2 separate regions of the Homo sapiens genome follow, and region 2 is linked to region 1. A link is a loop called in an ENCODE intact Hi-C map of the cell type or tissue named here. Cell type or tissue: mammary epithelial cell. All regions are shown on one strand. Links, peaks and the distances in the headings refer to the core of each region. The heading gives the core; the rest is flanking DNA.

Region 1 (10,313 bases), core at 994-8,993:
GAGGGGGTAGCAGCTGGGAGTCTGCTCTTCCAGCTGGGGGCCCTCCCACCCCCATGGGGAGGAAAGACGTCAAGCTCCAGCCACTGGCCCCGGTGGGTCCCAAAGCCCCACCCCTCATGCTCTCCTCTGGTCACCTCTATTTACGCTCACATGCCCCTTCCTGTCCTTCACCTGCACGTCACCAGCAGGTCCCGCCAACCCCAAATCTATCTGGTGAAAACCTGGAGAACAAGAGCGGAGTCTAAGAGAGATGTAAATGAAAACACAGATCAACAGACACACCAGAAGGGAAGCGTTGTTTCCGCGGGGAAAGGAGATGGAAAGGGGAAGAGAAGGTGAAGAATTCTGCGCCCGAAGCTCGGGTTGGTGTTTGCTCAACTGCTTTACTCATTTTAACCCTTTCACCTATCCTGGGAGAAACCCAGGCTTGTCACCTTTTCATGTTGGGTTGTTTATTGGCCTCTTAAGTGAGAATTGATCCGTGAAGGGAAACAGACAGGAGGAGGTCAGATTGCGAATACCTGGGGCTTCCTAGGGTCCAGTGCGGCAGTTACCGCACCTGCCTTCACCGGTGAACCTTTAGCCAGCTGAACAACCACCAAAGCGCCCTGCAGAGACAAGTCATCGAGCCCTCTGGCATGTCCCTGGTAGCCCGGGCACCAGCCGCTGCGGCTTGTGAGGGGCACCATGCTCCACCCCACGGGGACCTTCACAGTTGGAAAAAAGAAGAGGAAAAACTAATTCCTTCGGTAACAGTTTATTTTCATTTTTGGGAAAGGCAAAACCACTACCTGGAACTCGGTGCCTCCGTGGTTAACTTTCCTATTTTGCTTGTGATTTAAAGGCTGTTCTGGGTCAGGGGGGAAAAGGTGTCTCCTTCGGTAGGGAATATATAACGTGGTGATAACCTGTCACTAGGCAGAAGCATCCACTCTGCAGGGACAGTGGCCCCTCGGGAAAGCCCGCCGCTCCTGGCCAAGGCCTCTCTGCAGACTCCACGGGGGCTCACCCTCTGCCGTCAGGCGACTCTGAAATTCCGACATTTCTCCCTTAAAGTCTCAACAGACACAAGAGAAGTTTCCATCAAGCAAGCACTGACATATTTATATTAAAAAATAGTGCAAAATCTCAACATTTATATAAATAACTCTAAACCCCTGCTTTGTAATTTTTTTCTTTACAAGGTAATACACACTTTCTGACTTGGCACTCAAAAATTGCCATTTTTTTCCTCTTCTAGTTCAGAAAACAACTTTTTTTTTTAATAGGCCTCTTCTAATACAAAAATACTCCTGCCCTCGCACATACAGTTTCTCTTATCTTATATATATTTATATATATAATATTGCAGATCTTTAAACAAAGGTTTTGTGCAAATATGTCTTTAAAGTTAAGTGAAATTATCATAAACAAAAGAAAATAAGCATTCACGCACGCAGCTCAACTAGAAACAAGAAAGACTACTGTAGAAATTTTTTTTCTTTTGCCTTCAAGACACAGCTCAACAAAGAAACGTGGTTTTTTTTTTTCTTTTTTCTTTTTTTTTTTGCAAGCTCTCTTAGCTTGTGCATTCAGACCAGACATCACATGTAAATATTTATACACAGGGAGGTGGGAGGGGAGGGCCACACGATGCGTTGCTGCGCCCCCCGCCTTCCTCTCACTCCTCTTCTAAGAAGCGCGGAGTGTTCTGCCTTTTCACCTACGCAGCCCCAGCCCGGCCCCCCTGGGGACCCTAGAGAGGGTGTCCTTTCTGTTTATCCTTCTCTTTGCTCCAGATGGCTGCGCTCTCTAGGGGCGCGATGTGTGTGTGGTGGAGCCGGGTCCCCTCCAGCAAGGAGGGCGGCCCACTGCTCTGCTGGTGCTGGAAGGAGGACCCCGGGTAGTGGCCGATGACCTCGCTGTAGGTGGGCGGCGGCCCCTCCATGCGCCCGCCGCTGCCGTAGCACGTGGCGCTGATGCCCGAGTTACTGCTGGGGGGGCAGGGGCCGCCCAGCCTGGCACTATCCATCAGGTCACTGTCGAAGATGGTTCTGTTTGGGGGTGCGCGCACCGACTCCCGGTTCAGTTCCAGCTGCTGCTCGGGGTCCCGAAGCTGGAGGGTGCAGGGGCCCTGGTAGGGTGGGGGCTCCTCCCCGTCTGACAGCGAGATGGTGGGTGGCAGGTCGATCTCGTGCTGCAGGTACGGATAGGTGGGCTGGAAGCGGTGGAAGCGCTCCCGCTGGGCGAAGGGCGGCACGGCCAGGCGGTCGGTGGGCCGAGGCGGGGCGTAGACCTGCGGCTGGAGGAAGCAGAGCGGGAGTGAGGGAGGGCGGCTGTCTCAGGTGGGTTGTCCAGAAGCGATCCTGAGACTGGAGTTCTGCTGCATGGGACTTGGCTCTCTGGGGAAAGGGAGAGGGCAGCAGGGCTGGCGGGGGCGGGAGCCCAGAGCCTGATCCCGCGGGGGCCCTGGCCTGGGGGGCAGCACTGCAGAGCTGCACCGCCCTCCTCCAAACAGTGGCAGCGTCCGTGCTCCCGTGTGCAGAGAGCAGAGAGCTGGGCTGCTCCCTCAGGGGCAGGGAGCAGATGATCTCCGGCAAGGAGGATCCCAGCAGCAAGGGCACTGCAGAGGAGGGCGGAGGGGTGAGCCTTTAGCAGCCCACACTGTTCCAGCCGCAGCGGGAGCAGCCCAGGGTGGGATGGGGGTGTTGGAGGGGAGGCCGAGGGAGGTCTCACCTCTGGGATTCCGTTGCCTGACACTGTGCTCTCCGAGGGCCACAGGCATCCTTCCTGCACAGGAAGAAACGTACAAGCAGGGTCAGTGGGGTGGGCAGGAGGGACAGCAAAGGCTCAACCCAGATTCGACTCTTAGGCCTTTACCCTGGAATCAGCTCTTGAACCCGCCCACCTCTCTGCATCGGAACCAGCTTCCCCAGCCCCTGGCCCTGGGCGCTTTTCCAGGACGTGAGCGCAATCACCTCCTCACTGATCCCTGAGGTGCCCTCTGCTGTCCCCTGAAAATCCAGCCTGACACTTTCCAAAACATACACCCACTTGTGGGGCCCCCTTCTCAAAGCTGCCTGTAGCTTCCCGTGGGCCTCAGTGGCTTCTCACCAGGCTGAACATGGCCTCAGCCCCTCACCCCTGGCCCCACTCCCCTGGGCCTGGGCCCCCTGCTGGCTGTGTGACCTGCGTCAAGTTACTTAATTTCAACGCTGCAGTTTCTGTACCTGAATTACAGTTCTTGAGATTACAGTACTTGCCTCATAGTTGCTCAAGCACTTGCTGAATTTGAATGTAAAAACCACCCGGAGCCCACGTGGCACTCAGGTAGCATGTGAATGTGCTGGGTGTCACCTCCACACTCCCACCAGCCATGCTGACCAGCCCCCTGGGGCCTCAACAAGCTCAGCCCGAGCCCCAGGTCCTTTACACGGCAGGCCAGGCTGCACGGCCCGCTGCTGTCCACTTTCAGTTCCAGCGTCCCCTGCAGACCCTTGGAGACCAGCATCTGAAGGGCCTCTCCCGTGAACCTTGTCATCTGTTGATTCCCTTTCCAGCACCTGTCCTAACTTAATCATTGCTTCTATGCATTTATTTCTTTACAGTCTTTCTCTCCCTTGATCTAGTGAGCCCATCATTACTGATGTCCCAGTTCACAGGTGAAAAACAGGAGAGTTGAGGAAAGTGCCCAAGGCGGCTGCTCTGCCATAAAACAGTGATTCAGCCTCTGGCAAAGGAGGTGTGTGGTTCCACTGTGGCGCCAAGCTCTGGTCTGGGTGCAGGGGCACAGCTGCCACTTCATGAAGCTTATGCCATCTGCTCTGAGGAAAATGAGACCCCATGCCAGGACCAGTTCCTCTGAGTTTCCCCAAATGCCATGACGGTGAGCCCTGGGCCCGGGGAAAGGGATGTCTGTTACTTTTATAGCTTCATTGAAATATAACTGATATGCAAATAAATGGACATATTCAAAGCATACAATTTGGTTCGGGCATATATTTATACCAAGAACCTCTCACCACAATCAAGATAATGAGTATGTCCATCACCTCAAACGTTCCCTTGGGGCAGGTTTTTTGAGGGTTCCCAGGTAGGATACCGCTCACCTGCAGCCTGGGTAGGAACGGCCAGAGGGTGGTAATTTCCCATATGGCCACTAGGAGGCTCTGTGGCCCCTCAAAACTGTCCCGTCAGGACCGCTCCTACCCCTTAAGGAGGTCTTAACTGCCTCGTCTCCTGATTTAGCGAATGGCTCTGATATTCTTCAAGTTGCAAAGCCAGATCCACAGGATCATTCCTGACAGCTCCTCTCCCCACCACCCTTGTTCCACCCACCCTTGATCCCCTCTCACTTCTCCTTCTATTAGACAGTTCTATCCACCTCTCTCCCCAGCATCTGTGCCTAGTGGACAGCAAAGTCCTATGGAACCAGGGCCTCCATGTGCAGACAGTCCATCTGCAGCCTGCAAAAATGCAGATTCTGTAGCAGGAGGGCTGGCGAGCCTGCGTGTCTCACCATCTCCCAGAGGCTGCGAGTGCCGCTGGTCTTTGAGGTCCTTGAGGGGTCTCCCAGGGTCTCCTCCACTCTTGCCCTTCCCCAGGGCCCTTCCTCCTCACAGAAGTGGGAACATCTCCCTCATGCCCCCCACCCCACACCCTGCCACTCCTCTGCTTAAACCGTCTGGGCCCCCCGCTGCCTCCAGGAGAGAAAGTTCCAACCCCTTACCGAGGCCCATACCCCCTAGATGTCCACGGCCGTAGTATAGCTGTTTCCTTTAACGGGTTTTCCTATCTGTATAGCGGGCTGATGACAGCGCCTGCAATGCACCATACAGTGTGTTCTGCAAGGTGCCCAGTGAACACAGACTCTCACGTCTTGCCTTTGGATCTGAGCCCATCCTGGGTCTGGACCAATGGCCCCTCTTTCCTCCCTTTCCTGAAGAACTTTGACTGGCCCCTCAAGCCTCTGCCCAGGTGTGCTAACCCCAGAGCTCTCCGTTAGCCCCCCAGGCGGGTCAGGCACCTCCTCCCATCTCCTCCAGTCCCCTCCTGCACCACAGCCTTTGTCCCTCTGCCCCCGGTGGCCTATTCAGGGGTCTCACTCGCCCTGCAGGAGCTGCTACCGTTTCCCCAGTGCCAGGCGCCGGCGTGCTATGCAGTCAGGGAGTGCTCAGGTTGCTACTTAAGTGCGGAAGTTGCTGGGTGACCCGTGCAAGTCATCTTTGTGGAATTAGGTTCCAAAGTGGCTTGAGAAGTCGGGGGAGGTGGGCCCAGCTTCAGAATTGTCTGGAACCTTCCCCAGCCTCTGGCTATGTCTGCCAGTCACCCCAGGTGGAGGACAAGGACAGGTTCCAATCCTACAGCCACTGCTGACGAGCCCCCTGCTCCCAGCAGCCTCCAACCACTCCCAGACTCCCAGGGCTCGGGGTGGACTCCTCTTCTTTGAAGTGGGCGCACCCAGTCCACCTGCGCCTTCCCCATTTAGATGCTTCTAGACCAAGGGTCTGAAAACTGTTTCCATAAAGAGCCAGAGAGTAAAATATTTTCTGGTTTGTGGGCCGGCGGGTCTCTGTCATACCACTGAACCCTGCTGCTACAGCCAAGCGCAGCTATGGGCAAAACGCACTCGAAAACACTTCATTCACACTCAGAAAAGACCTCATTGACAAAACCAGGCAGCCGCAGTGAGCTGACGCTCAGGCAGCTCCTCCCAGACCCCTCCAGAGTCTTAACACCACGAGGCCAGAACGTAGCTGCCCATTCTTCCCCTGGAGTCCCCAGGAACATCCAAGGGGACGGGATGGCCTTCTATCAAACTTCGAGGACTCAGAGATGTTTCTAAAGAATAAAGAGATGTTCCTAAAAAATTCGGTACCTCCCATGTCCTCAGGAGATACTGAATTCCCCCACAGCCCAGCACAAGGGGCCTGGGGGAATTCGGTATCTCCTGAGGCCATGGGAGTGGACGCTAGGTCTTTGGCTCCCGCTGCTGGCAGATTGTCGCACATTGGCCTGGCCACAGTCTTGTCCCTGCCCCTGGGAAATGGGCCCTTGGTGGGCTGGGTTCTCTCGGGAGCAGGAGACCCACACTGAGGACTGATTGGGGGATAAAGAGGACAAAGGGTCACCCCATCCAAGGCCTGAGTTCCTAGTCTGAGCAGGCCTTGGGCACAAAGACTGGGATTGCCTTTCTGGGTAAACCTGAAGTCTGCGCCACTCCGTGGCTGGGCGGTCACTGCAGTGACGTTCTGCATCATGTCCCGAATACCCTCGGAGCAGCGCCAGGGTGGAAGTGCCATCCCTGGTCGAGGGGCTTGCCTGCACTGGAGCCTCACCCTCAGAGGGCAGATCCTTGCCCAGTGTCACACAACAAGGAGGTGACAAGGCCGAGAAAAGACCTCAGAGCTCAGGGTCTTACCTGAGATGGTGAGGCAGGTGGGTGAGGCACGAGCTCTTGTCTCCATACAGGCAAGAGGGGACCCCCAGGGTCACCCTGAAAAGGGGCCATGGTCGGATAGCCATGCCAGGGGCAGAGCATGGATGGGCTGGGGGGATGTAGACTGGGCCCGGGACAGATAAGAGCTGTATGTGGATCTCTATGGAAGGCCGCGGGGCCCAGGGACTCCTGTCTGGCAGGGGGTCCCCAGGGGAGCTGCCACATTCTGCTTTAGGCCTAGTGAGGCTCCACGTTTACCCAGCCAGGCATCCCGGGCGGCTGTGCAGGCGGCTGGGTAGACAGTGGGAGGAGACTTTCTATTGGCCGAAGGTGTGACGGAATCCTACCCCTTCCTGGCAGCAGGATCCCAGGTGCCGTCTCCTGCTCCACAACAGTGAAGCCCCTGCAGTCGGCCTCTGGGTACGGTACACTCTCCACTAACTGCATCCTCCCCATGACCACGGGCCGCACAGGCCTAGCTTCAACCCACTGTGGAGATGCACACACTGAGGCTCCGAGGGGCAAGGTGAGTCCAGCCTGGAGTTAGTGCCCCTCCAGGGCTGGTGCCTTCTGGAATGTCCAGGCACCGTCACTCTCCCCAGCACTTGAGGGAGGACGGAATAGGCTGTGGGCTCTTCACACCGGCAGTGACAAGCAGTGTGGCCTCCGGCAAATGTTCCACCTCTCTCATCCCCAGTTTCTCCTCTGGAAAGTGGGGTGAACCCCTGAAGTCCCTGATGGCATCCCTGGGCAGACGTAACCAGTGCTTGTTGCTGGAGTGGTAGCAACAGCAAATAAACACGTCGGGGCTTGAGAGCAGCAGGTCTGCAGCACGCCCTCCGGACAGCGTGCTGGGACGCACAGTGGGCCCCGGGTCTGTGGGCCAGGCATTCCCATCAGAGGTCCCAGGGCTGATGCTCCTTGCCCTGGCAACCTGGTGACGCACTGAGGCTGGGGCCTGATGCAAGCAGAGGTGTCCAGACCTGCCAGGGACAGGCCTTCCGGCTAGGGACTGTGGCCAACAGGCTTCTCAGCTGACTTGGCTCAGCCCAGGGACTCTGGGCGCCACCACCAACCCCAGGCGTCCCCAGAAGTGGGGAGGCCACACTCAGTGCTGCCTGTTCTGTGAGTCCTCCCCACACCTGGTGAGCCCCGGCTCAGAGACGTGCCGCAGCCCCAGGGCTGGCCACGTGCCACCTCCTCCCCACAGTTCCCAGCCTGCTCTTTAAACAGCCGCTTCCTGCCCCACGTGGTTGAGTTACACATCCTGGGTGCAGAGATGGAAGCCATTAAGAGATTAACTCTGTGCCGCCCTTTGGTCCACCTGCTGAAGGATACCGAACAGCCGGGCTTCAGGCGGCCGACATGGAGCCGGGAGTTCACCGTCAGAGGCGGGCAAGTTCCCACCGACCCAGATCTGCCCTGTTTGCCCCTGACTTTGTGGAGATTCGAAAGGGAAATTCTTGGGGTTTCCAGAACACCCACCAATGCTCACAACTCTGAGAGATCAACACCCAGGACTGTAATGGAGAGCGGGGTCCCTCCTGCAGGGCTCTGTCCTCCTCACACTCCCGCGCCCACTTCACCTGGTCCTGCACAGCACGGCCTCAAGAGCAGCTCGCCCCAACTTCCTGGCCACGGCCCTCGGCTTCCTTCATCCGTGCACCTGCTCCTGTCTGCGCCCATCCAACTCACCAGCAGCACCCCCTGGGACTGGCTCACAGCCACTTCCCAAACGCAGGGGGAATTTTGCATACCCCGTGTGTGTGCTGGGTAGAGATCTGTCAGGTGGATGGATGGATGGATGGAAGTGCTTTTATAGCCAGTAATGACCAGACCCGTGCTCTGTGCTAAAGCCCTGAATCTCTGGGGAGGTGGATGTGACTGTCAGCCCATTTTACAAATGGGGGATCTGAAGCCCCATTTTGTAGATCAGGGACAGGTCTGAGGGCACGTGGCCAGTACTGGTGGAGATGGGATTAAACTTAGGCCCCGGGACCTGGTGTCCTGTTGCCTCTATGGCTCTCCAAGGCATTGTGACCACATGACCAGATGTCAGCATAGCACGGGCACGAGGGCAGGGCCGCCACCTCCCTTCCGTCTGGGTCAGGGCTGCAGGACTGCAGGCACCTTTCCCACCACTACCCCGGTGGGTAAGAGCCAAATGCCGGCCCCTCGTCTCCACCATCCTGTTGTGTCAGGCCTCTGTGTGGACCCAGAATGCCTTCCTGTGCTGCCTGCCCCAGGTGCCTCCCTGCTTTCAGCCTCATCTCTCTAGGTCTGTCTCCACTCAGCCTCGAGAGATGTGGGTCAAGACGGGGGTCAGCTTGCGCTGCTTGTGAGCCCAGCCCTGCCTCCCTAGCCGAGGGTTCCTCGCAGAGGCTCCCCCAGGTCCCAGTGGTCGCATCTCCTGCATGGCGCTATCACCACTGGGCGTCTCATCTCCCTCCTGGAACGTCAGCTCCATGACAGCAAGGACCTGTGTGCTGCCCTCTCCCCAGGCCCTGCACAGAGCCTGCGACCCGAGGCTGCTCGAGAGTCAGCTGAGTGCGTGAGTGGATCACGAAGCCTCTTCCCAGCCCAGCTCTTCATTCCCCACGTTCCTCCAGCATCTCTGAGGCCCGCCTGGCGGGTGCTTTCCTCCCATTTCAGGGGAGGAAGCTGCTGTCAGGTGGGCTCCCCAGCCCCTGTCTTCCTGCCCTGAATCTGTTTCCTGCAAACGCTGCCATTGGATCCCGTCTGAGTTTTTACAAGGGGCGTCCCACTGCCGCACCCTCAGGCCACAGATGGGATGGCGGGGCACTTACTGAGGACAGGGCATCTTCTCTCCTCCGCCCCTGGCTGTGCCGGCTGATGAAGGACCGTGCAGACAGCTTGTAGTGGCTCAGCAGGCACGTGATCACCACCACCATCACCATCATCACCACCACGATGATGATGATCTGAACAAACTCCAGCTCCGCTGTGGAGACAAAGAGGGACACGTGAGACCCTGGACACCTGCAGGTCGCTGTGCTCAGGGCTCAGCCCTTTTGAGCTTTTTCACCCACCTAGGGGGACGAGAGTGCAACCCAGACTCAGGAAAGCCCCCGCCACTCTCCCGGCAAGGTCACAGGCGATGCCTGGGGCTGGGGTACGTGCAGGGAAGCTGCTCTCACGGCGGAGGAGGGGGTACTGCTGGCTGGGAGAGCACCTCAAAGGTGTCCTGGGACCCAGACACCCCCTCTGTAGGGACTGACCGGAAGGAGGTAACGGGACAGGCAGGAGGAAGGCCCTGCTCTCTGCTCTCAGAGCCTCCTGGAGCCGTTCTGCAGATGCACAGCGTGAGCTGACTGGCAGAAAGGGAGCCCTGCGCACTGGCTCCTGTCGCTGGGCAAAGGCTCGGGCAGACGGTCACAGACCCTTCTTAGGGGCCCAGGGAGGGAGCAGTTGGGAGGAGAAGGGGACCCCTGAGTGCGGAGAGAGGAAGTTGGCACTGAGTTTGGGAGTGAAGCTTTGTGGAATTAAACAAAGAGGAGCTACATGTGAACGTGTGTACACAAACCTATGCACACCTGACACTCCTACACATATGTCAACACACCAACACTCCTACACACACAACACCAACACAAATGCCCCAACACTCCTACACACACAACGCTCCTAAGTACACGTCAACACCAACACACACCCAACACTCCTACACAAATAACACCCCAACACGTACCCCTAACACTCCTACACACAAAACACCCCAACACTCCTACACACACAACACCCCAACACTCCTACACACACGTCAACAACGCTACATACTCCAACACTCCTACACACACGTCAACACCAACACATGACCCAACACTCCTACACAAATAACACCCCAACACGTACCCCTAACACTCCTACACACACA
Region 2 (10,313 bases), core at 902-8,901, 370 kb after region 1:
GGCTGGTGTGTCAGCACTGCCCCCAAGCACGTGCACACCCAGCTAGGTCGCAACAGCACCTGGGCTCAGCCTCAATTTTCCTCAGGGAGCAGGGAGAGGCCAGGCAATGGGAGCAGGTATTTCTGAGCCTACGGGGGGAGAGGGACTTCCTGGTCCCCTGAAAATGCAGAGATGCCTGAGTCCACAGCTGCAGCTGCGCCCAGGAGGGCAGGGCCCCCACCCCTCTCCAGCTCCCACTGACCCCTTGGAATGTGCAGCCCTGGCTGCGCCTCCCCTACTGCAGCCTGCGTCATGGCAGCAGCTGCTCCAGACGGGCCACCTCTGCCATCACCACCATGTACGGACTTTTTCTATAACACCAATGGTATTTGGGGGCTATTTGTTTTTACTTCCCTTCAAACCCATCCACGTGAGGACTGCAGTTGAGGTGCACTGCACTTTCTGCACTGCGTTCTGCTCAGAGATGATCTTCTTGGTCTTCGTGAACTTTGCCTCAAGCCACAGATGCTTTTTTTAAAGTGACTTACCTTTGCTTCACCAACAGAGAGCCCCATTAAGAGAGGCTCTGTGTCCTCTTTCTCTTGTTACTGTGGCCCTGACAGTCACATTAGGTGGCTGGATTCTGGCTTTTGTGCCCAGAAGAGAGCTTACCAGTTCAGTAATTTTGCAGTCTGTAGGGCATGGTAACCAAACATTTGAGGAGGCTCTGTGAATTTAGGGGCCTTTCCTGGAGGAGAGGCAGTTTCGGGGTGGCGTGGTGGACAGGCTTGTTGAATGCACCCTAGTTGATACCCCTTGAGGGACATTATCAAACACCCAACTTACAGATGGAGAAGATGAAGTTCAGACCAGTGGAGAAGCATTTGCCTAAAGTCCAAAGAGGAGTAGGTCACAAATCAGAGGACTGTGGTGAGGGAAGGGGGCGTTGGAGGGGGGCTGGTGGCCAAGGCTGCTCCTGGACCCTGTATGGTCGTGGGAAAGACACTCCACCCTGGGAATATGGTCAGCTGGACACGTTTGGCTGGGAAGCACTTTGAAGCTGGGCAGCATCCAACATGCTGGCCAGTCCCTGGGGCTCCCAAGGCTGGGGACACAGGCCTCCACTCTGACAAGCTGTTCAGAGCACTCCCCAAGCCTTTGTGTGGGAAGGGACAGCCCAGCAGCAGAGCAACTGGAGTGTAGATGAGAGAGGAAGAACCACATTCCAGAGATTTTATATTTTATATTGGGGTGTTCCACAAAGAAAGGGCCCTGGGGTCAAAGCAACCTGTCCCAAGGTTTTTCAGCAAATGTCCCATAAGCAGCAGTGGGGGCTGCTCCAAAGTAGATGTTCTGATCCCTGCTTTCTGCTCCGTGCAGGAAGCAGCACAGGGACTGTAGGCACATGAGGCTCAACCTGAATCCTGGCTCTGCCTGTTTTCCCGGCCTGTTTTCTAGCTAGGTGAGAAGGGAGTTTGGGAAGCCTGAGTTTCCTTTTAAAGTGGGAATATAACAGGCTGGGCATGTATGGCTCAGGCCTGTAATCCCAGTACTTCAGGAGGCTGAAGTGGGTGGATCGTCTGAGGTCAGGAATTTGAGACCAGCCTGGCCAACATGATGAAACCCCGTCTCTGCTGAAAATACAAAAATTAGCTGGGCATGGTGGCATGCACCTGTAATCCCAGCTACTAGGAAGGCTGATGCAGGAGAATCGTTTGAACCCAGGAGGTAGAGGTTGCAGTGAGCCGAGATCACAGCATTGCACTCCAGCCTGGGTGACAGAGCAAGACTCCATCTCAAAAAAAATAAAATAAAATAAAATAGGGATATAAGCCTGCCAATCTCAACGGATGACTGCAAGCTAATATATATAAAGAACTCAACATGCTTTAAAATCATAATGCATGCCATTGTCATTGCTGTCACATTACAGATGAAGAATTTGTGGCAAAGCAAGGACAAGTAACCAGCAAGAGAAATACACTTTGGCAAAATCTGATTCTAATGCTGCCTGTTCTCTTCCACTTGCCCCAAAAGAGGAGGGGAAATGACTCACCTAAGGACACACAGGAAATATGATGGGATTAGACTTGGACCCAGAGCCTTCTGACCCCAAACCCGCCACTCCATGGGGGGCTAATTCTGTTGTGGATAAAAAACGAGGGAGGGAAGGAGGTGGCCATAGAGGGGAAGTGGGCAGCCCACAGACCCCCAGAGAAGACATCCTTCATCCAGCTCTAGCCACTTGTTTCTGGGCAGAAATGTGGGCCCAGTGAGGTCACAGCTTAAAAGTTTTCCAGGAGAGATCAGCAATCTGGATTTTCAGGACATAACCTCACTTTTAAGGTTGACAACTAATTTGATGAAAATACATGCCACTTGCAGACTGACTGGCCCCAGCCCTCTGGTTTGAGTCCTCATCCCCTATCCTACACTGCTTAGGATCTAGCAAACCACATTCTCTCTATCTGTAGCTCACACCATCACATTTGAAGAGCCTTAGAGAAAGCCAACAAATTCCAGAAAATGCCTCTTACAAAAAGGCTGTTCATGCAGCAATTCTATTCATCCATTTGCCCACCCATCCATTCATCCACTCATCTATCCATCCATGCATCCATCCATCCATGCATCTGTCCATCTTCCCATCCATATACTCACCCATCCATCCATCTATACATACATACATCCAAGCACCCATGCATGCACACATTCATCTGTCTCTGCATCCATCCATCCGTGCATCTATCTATCCACCCATCCATACATCTACCACCCATCCATGCAGCAACCCAAAAATCCATCTATTTATTTCTCCATCCATCCATACATCTATCCATTCATGGAGCACAAAAAACACACCTATCATGTGGTAAGACTGGGAAAACTAAGGCCCAAGTTATGTATGGCACCTTGCTTCAAAAATGAGTGTGCTGTCTGCCTTGGATGTGATGCTTCCACCTCGTTGTGAGGAGGAAATTGGGAAAGAACATCAGATTCTCCTTTGATTTCAGTCTGACTAGGTTGAATCTCTTTGGACTTCTGGCTGCCAGTGGCCCACTTAGTACCCAATGCAAGTTTGTTTGTAGCAAGCATTCTGCAGGACTGGGAGAGAAGTCAGAATCCACCCAGTCATTCAGCAAATACCCATTGAGATCCTACTAGGTTCCAGGCACCGTGGGAGGGACTGGCCCAGAATGCTGCAGCAGAAAACTAACTGTATGTCCCTGTCCTCTGTATATTGACAAAATACAAATAATAAGAAAAATCCAATATTCATACAATGAGTACAATAGGTACTAATATTAATTATTGATTAAAACTCATTGTTTCTATATTTTGCCATGGAGTTTACTACATTTCTGAATGGTAAGGCTTTGTGTTAGGGGATTTGTTTTATATCTTTGGGTACTCTTTATTAAAGGCATGTTAAATCACTTGTGAATTATTTAAGAGCTAGACAAGCTGAGTAAAATCAGCTTGAGATTTTAGTTTTTTAGTCACAGAAAATTCAAGTTCTGTCTACCCATATTTTTGAAACTCATTCAGTGGTACAGTTTGGAAAAGGACTGTAGTAACTTCCAAGAGAAACCCAGATGTGAATGAAGTCCAGCTTTGAACAAACACTCCAGGCCAATACCCGACAGGTGATTGGTGACTCTCTTCAACTTCCCAGTTGAAACGGGGCTGGAGTCAGACAGCAACAGACTGAAGGAAATGTAGAGATGGCCTCATCCATCCCCAGCCCTGCGTTTTGTAGACAGGAAAACTGGGTTCAAGAGGGAGGTGAGAGAAGCCCAAGTCCCTCCACGTGACCACTGGGAGTCCAAGAACAGAATTGAGGTTCCTGCCCCCAACTCAGTGCTCCTTCCCCTGACATTGCAAATCCATCTCTCTACCTCCAAAACCCACCCTGGGTCCTTCACTTCCCACTGGCTCCTGGACAAGGCCAGTGTCCCCTCTTCTGAGCAATGGCGCCCCCTGCCTAGCTGGCCTTACTGTTTTCCACACTCGCCCTTCCAACCCATCATCTGTGCCACAACTGATCTTTTCAGAAACTAATAGATTGCTTTACTCTCCTGATTACAGTCTTTCAATGATCTCCTCTCATTCTTAGGATGAAGACAAAATCCTCCAAGCTCATCTTTTGCCATTATCCTCTCTCCATGTCGTTCCCCACATGCTGGCTTCAGTTCAGTCCCCTTTTGTGCCTCAAGGTCTTTGATTGAACCATCCTCCCTGCCTGAAATCCCTTTCAGCCCCCATTGCTGACATATTTGGCTCCTCCTGCTTTCCCAAGGTCAGCTTAAGTGTCTCCTCCCCTGAGAGCCTTCCTGCATTCTCCCTAAATTTACTTCCTTCATCGCATTGTCAATATTTCTGGTTATGCATTTGCTTCCCTTTTAAATGTTCTGTTTTCTTGTAGCAGAATGTAAGCCCCATGAGAGCAGGGCTGCACCTCATCTTCCCTGTTCCTTCTGTATTCCAGTACCAGCCCAATGGCCAGCATGCAGCAGGTGCTCAATAAATAAACATCACATTACTAGAGAGGTACATAAATAAACAGCAACTCTTGTGTTTACAGCCAATGGGCATGAAAGAGAAAGACTGGGGTCTAGAGAGAAGGGAGGGGGAACACAGCAGGAGAGCTACTTTCGTTTAAGGTGACATCGTTTCGGATGTTTGCTAGTTCAGCGGCCATGAAGGAACGTTCCAGGGCTTGACAACTTCTAAATTTCTATGACTCAGTTTCTGGATTTGAAAAAACTTGCCAAATTTCGTACACCGCTTGATGACTCTGGGAGTTTAAGACCCCCTTTCTTAAAGTGAGGAAGAAAATGGAAAAGGATTAAAGTTCAGAAGAGTTGAGGCTTAGGTGAGGCAGCTCTTTGTACATAGGTGTTTATGTTTCTCTATGGAAATGGGCATTTCTATTAAGCAAGACTATGGATTTCCTTAAAGGATATCTTAATGGTTTTTAAAAGGCTGGTTTATTGGAAAAAGCAGAATTGAGTGGAAAAGCATGCTCTTCTCCCAGATGCAGTTGGTTAGACACTTGAAGCTCAATTCTATAAAATTGAGCCGAGCAGTGCCATTTGGATGCTGCAGCCTTAAGGTCAAGTGCACCAGAGAAAATGTGTCAGCCTCACAAACCCAAATAAAAATGGTATAAGGCATGGCTGCCATTGTCCAGTCTACCAACAGGCTCTCAGAGAGTCAGCATTTGAGAAGCTCCAGCAACAATATTCGAATTCTGTGCTTCTCCTCTTTGTCCATAGTGAGCACTTGCTGAGAGCCAAGCATTCTGCATACATTATCTCATCCTCAAAAAATTATATTAGCTAGTATTATCATTATCTTTGTTTTGTAGGTAAGGAAACCGAACAAAGGGATTCTCTGTAATTAACCCAAGGTCACACTGCTGATGAGTGGTGAAGCAGGGTTTAATCCAAATTTGACTGATTACTTAGCCTGGTGCCAGGCTGCCTCTGGCCAGAAGAACTCTTTGCACATCTATGTCCCTGTGATGCCCAGAGCCTTGTCAATGTATCCAACTCCTTCTTCCCATAGGGTGAGTTCTCTCTTGCCAGACTCCTCACTTCCTGCCAACAAACCATGAGATAGGCTTGGATAAATCTGATCTGCATGGAAAGGAAGGATGTAGTGCCATCAACACTAAGAGCCCAGGCAACTGAATCAATAAGAGAGTTAAATCTATGAGTGGTTGATCACAATCTCATGTCCTAATTGAGAAATCAGCAATGTACAGAAAAAGACCCTGCATACCACAGGACAAAAATTATAACTTATCTGGAGATTAACATACAAAGTACAGGTGAACTTTATGGAGAAAATTTCAAAACTCAAAGAGCAGAGTACATAAATAAGAGAAGTGATGGGTCGTGTAGGAAAGGAAGAGTTAAATGTTATAAGGATGTCAATCTCCCTGTATGTTTCAATAAATTTAATACAAATGAAAAAGCAGGATTTGGGGTGAGAATGAGATGAAGCAAATTGAGTCTAAAATGTACATGAAAAAACAATAGCTAAGGCAAAATTGCAAAAATAAAAGATATGATATATTAAAATACATTACAAAGTGATCATAATTTAAATTGTTTGGTCTGTCATAGAAATTAATACCTTCAGCAAACAAAATGGAACAAAATGGAAAGTCCAGGAACAGACTCAAGAGGTAGCATCAAAAATCAATGAAGAAGCAATGTATCATATACTAAACAATGTTAAGAAACTTGATTCAAAGCATAGATTTTAAAAATTAGATATATACTTTACATCACATCCCAAAATAATGAAGGATTAAAGAGATTTACAGGCAAAGCAAAGCTTTGAAACTATAAGAAAAAAATGCAGGAGAATTATCATTATGACATTGGAGTGGGAACAAAATTTTTTAATACAGTGCAAAAAAGCCCTCAACATAGTAGAAAACGAAATTTCTTAGATTTGATCACACCAAAGTTAAATATTTTTGCTCAACTAAGAACATCACAAAAATAGTGATAAGTGATAGATTGAGAGAATGTTTGTAATCTAAAACTAATGAAACTTAAATGAAAACATATAGGAAACTCCTGCAAAATCAGCAAGCAAAATAAAAGGAAACCCAAGTGAGAAAAAGACAATCACTTCTCCCAGAAGGGGAAGCACAGGTATCCAATAAGCAATGTGTGGAGAGGTTCAACCTCTTTAATAATCAGAGAAATGAAAATTGAGACAATATCTTAGTACTTCGTACCCCTTGGAGGAACACATTTTAACACTGGGAAACATTAACATTGGTTTTTGTTTTTGTTTTTGTTTTGTTGTTGTTGTTTGTGGTTTTGTTGTTGTTGTTTTGAGATGGAGTCTCACTCTGTCACCCAGGCTGAAGGGCGGTGGCACAGTCTCAGCTCACTGCAACCTCCACCTCCCAGGTTCAAGTGATTCTCCCACCTCAGCCTCCCGAGTAGCTGGGATTACAGGCACCCGCCATCATGCTCAGCTAATTTTTGTATTTTTAGTAGAGACGGGCTTTCACCATGTTGGCCAGGCTGGTCTTGAACTCCTGACCTCAGGTGATCTACCTGCCTCGGTCTCCCGAAATGCTGGGATTACAGGTGTGAGCCACTGCCCCTGGCCAAACATTGGTCTTAATATCACCTGCTGCCATAGCAAGGGGGATGGGAGCCCTCATGTGCTGTTGGTGGCGTAGGAACTGGGCCAGGTATTCTCAAGAACTAGCTAGTGACTCTAAGCATACGCACGCCTTGGGACATGAGTGGAAACCCCAGAGACAGGGTTTCACAAAATCAGAGGTAAGTTCAAGGATGTCCATTGCTGCATTGTTTGCAATTGCAGAATTGTAATCAGAAAGTACAAGATGTGCACTGATGAATCCACCTGGTACAAGAAAACTAAACATCTGTCACAGGAACAACTTAAGTCATCAGGTACAAACACGGAGATCAGAAAAGAGTGTTCAGTTATTTTGAAAAGGAGGACACAGTGTGAGATAATATGGCACAATCATTCAAGGGAATTAAATACAGCCGGAATGATCAATACACGTGTCCTAAGATCTAAGGAGAAGAGCTGTAAGTCATAACGTATGTCCTCAGTGTGGTGCTCCCTCTCCCATGTTCAATACTGAGTGTAAACTTTTTTTCCAATTCCACTCTTGTTTGCTGTACCACAAGGTAACTCAGACAGCCTTGGACCAGGTCCAGACAACCAGTAGGATAGGATGAGTGTGCGCTATTGATCAAAGCAAGGAGAAGGTGCCCCCAGCCATCAACAGGAAGCAAACGTCTGGGCCCCACCTCTCCATGTAGCAAGGGCAAGCATTTTGCAGCAAAAATAGAAACAGTGAAATGAAAAGCAATGCTTTTTAGAAACTTTCTAATTTTACCATGTTTCTTTTCTTTTTTGAGACTCATTTTTTTTCCAAAAAATAAGCTGTAAAATGGGCCACTGGACCAAAGGCTGTATCCCTTACAACCCTGACATACAAGGGTTCCATGATCTCCTACTCTTACACTACTGTCTCTTTGACCCAATAATTGAATGTCCAGCAATCTATCCTTAAAAAACAAAATTAAAGATTAAGATTTGTGTACATGGATGTCTAACACTACATTATTAATGATAGCAAAATTTTGGAAAGTATCTCAATATGCAATAAAAAAGATGAGCAAAAAAAATTGTGATATCAATATGATGAAATATTTCTCAGCCAGTAAAGCTCCCAGATATAGGGATGTTTTAATGACTTTGAAAACCACTCATGTCAATGGCAAACACACGATAGGTGGTGACAGCAGCCCAACCTGTGTGCAGGCAATAAAAGGTGCATTTTCTGTAAATAATTTTTTTAATAATAAAACCAACCAAACACAGGCTGCTTTTTATTATTACCATGAGTCAGCAATTCTAAACAGTGTCATTGACAAAATACTCCTCAAAGCAGGGATATACTGCTTCCACCAACTGTCACCCTGTCTCGGTTCATCACCACACATGGTATCAGACTGAATGAAAAAAGCAAGACTCATGTTGCACGTGGAAGCGGGGTGGGTGGAGGGTTGGGGGGTCTTGGGAAGATGGCAAGGGTAATGGCAACATAGATTTTTAATTTCCCCAAATCCCACAGAGCAACTAGATAGCTGGAACAAGAACCCATGGACAACATTTACAGCAAAACTGTCACAACTTCTGAAAGATATTCCCACAAACACCAAAATATAAGCAGGTGAGAAGAAACCATAGGCAACCACAGAGCCAGTTGCCATCAACGTCTGTGAGGGGGAAGCAGAGGGGAGCCACAGGGAGCCCAAAGGATCTGAGACAGGAGACTCGAAAACCACCAACAGGAGAACGGACAGGCCAATCGAGAGCAGCTGTTTGAGCAGAAAGTGGTTTTGCCCACTCAAGAGTAAGTGAATGCCAGGGCCTTATGGGCTGAGCTAAAGAGGGTGGAGCAGTCTGGCCCCATGAACTCTTGAAATTAACCTGCTGGGACTCCCTTCCAAGGTAGGAGCCAGATTGAGGAGAAACTGCAAGGAGCAGAATCAAATTTGACCAGGACAGGAGCAGAAGAGACAAAAGAAAGAGAAAGAAAGTCCATATAAAGTTGGGGATGGGGAACAGAACCAGGAACTCTCAAAGAAGAAGCCGCCATGATTTTTAACAGAGCATGGAAATAACAGAAAAGGAAGATCTGGGAGCCACACCTCTTTCTCAAAGATTGGGAAAAATAATCTCATGTAGAAATGAGTAACAAAAAAGCACCAAGATGAAATCCCATGTGGATTATAACACATTGACATAGACTAACAAGCAGAATAACATCCCCACAGAAATGAAAGCACGCCAACTCTAACCCTGTGTCAGAATGAGCCAAAAGATAATTTAAAAAGTGATACAGGACAGCATAACTAGAATTAGAAAAACTCAGAGATGGCAGGAGAATGGCGTGAACCCGGGAGGCGGAGCTTGCAGTGAGCTGAGATCGCACCACTGCACTCCAGCCTGGGTGACAGAGCGAGACTCCGTCTCAAAAAAGAAAAAGAAAGAAAAGAAAAGAAAGGAAAGGAAAAGAAAAGAAAAGAAAAGAAAGAAAAGGAAAGAAAGGAAGAAAGAAAGAAAGAGAAAGAAAGAGTCAGAGATGAAGTGATAGAACTTAGGGAAAAAATTGTAATTAAGGAAAATAATTATTACAGAAATAAAAACTAAACTAGAAAGAAAACATGAGCAAATAAACACAGGAAATGAAAGAAAAGGTGAAAAAAAATTACTCAGAAAGAAAGAATTTCCAGTCAAGATTTTGTAAAGAAATGAAACAACGTCTGATGTGAAAAATATACTAGATGAAATTAACAGACTAGATGCTGCAAAAAAAAAAAAAAAAAAGTTACTGAACTTGAAGCCATAGTAATGAGAAATAACCAAAGTGAAAAGAGAGGAGAAAACAGCAAAAACAGGAGATGAAAAGGATTTCAGAAGCTGTGACAAATATTGAAGATGGACAAAGACGATCTGATGGACAGATCATAGGAGTCCCTGAGGAAGACCACCAAAACCAGGAAACAGGAGCAATACTAAAAAACAGTAATTCAAGAAAACTTTGCTGAATGCAAGGATATTTCAATCTACATATTAAAAGAGTGATGGGACTGTTTTGTGTGTGGGGGTGGCTATATGACAATGTCAAACTGATAGAACTTTACAATATAGAGAATGACTTTCCCTGTATATAAACTATACCTTAATTTTTAAACATGATTTTGAAATTTACATACTGCAAGAGTACACAATGTAGTTACCTGAAAATA

The links. Hi-C counts contacts between places; a loop is a spot of excess contacts. Peaks named below come from ENCODE experiments on the same cell type or tissue, not always from the same donor. Only the 100,000 strongest peaks of a DNase experiment are listed, where the experiment ranks them.
Region 2: it touches region 1 in a loop (24-fold over the local background); 10 of 110 quality-filtered maps call a loop at or near these places.

What each region holds. Positions count from the first base shown.
Region 1 is chr20:57,650,318-57,660,630 of GRCh38, forward strand. PMEPA1 (prostate transmembrane protein, androgen induced 1) reads right to left here. Exons shown (of 4, transcript NM_020182.5): 2 at 9,226-9,380; 3 at 2,716-2,769; 4 at 1-2,281. The coding sequence ends at 1,736. Among named protein-coding and RNA genes, the nearest start is that of ZBP1, 35 kb to the left of the region's middle. RefSeq lists a silencer at 4,113-4,192 and enhancers at 4,386-4,985, 4,986-5,583, 7,419-7,548. In mammary epithelial cell, for the core only: a CTCF peak has its summit at 4,140 (motif pointing right); a DNase peak (open chromatin) is centred at 7,494; H3K27ac peaks cover 1,311 bases.
Region 2 is chr20:58,024,388-58,034,700 of GRCh38, forward strand. No RefSeq gene overlaps it. Among named protein-coding and RNA genes, the nearest start is that of LINC01742, 26 kb to the left of the region's middle. In mammary epithelial cell, for the core only: a CTCF peak has its summit at 3,961; no DNase peak of the experiment used is centred there.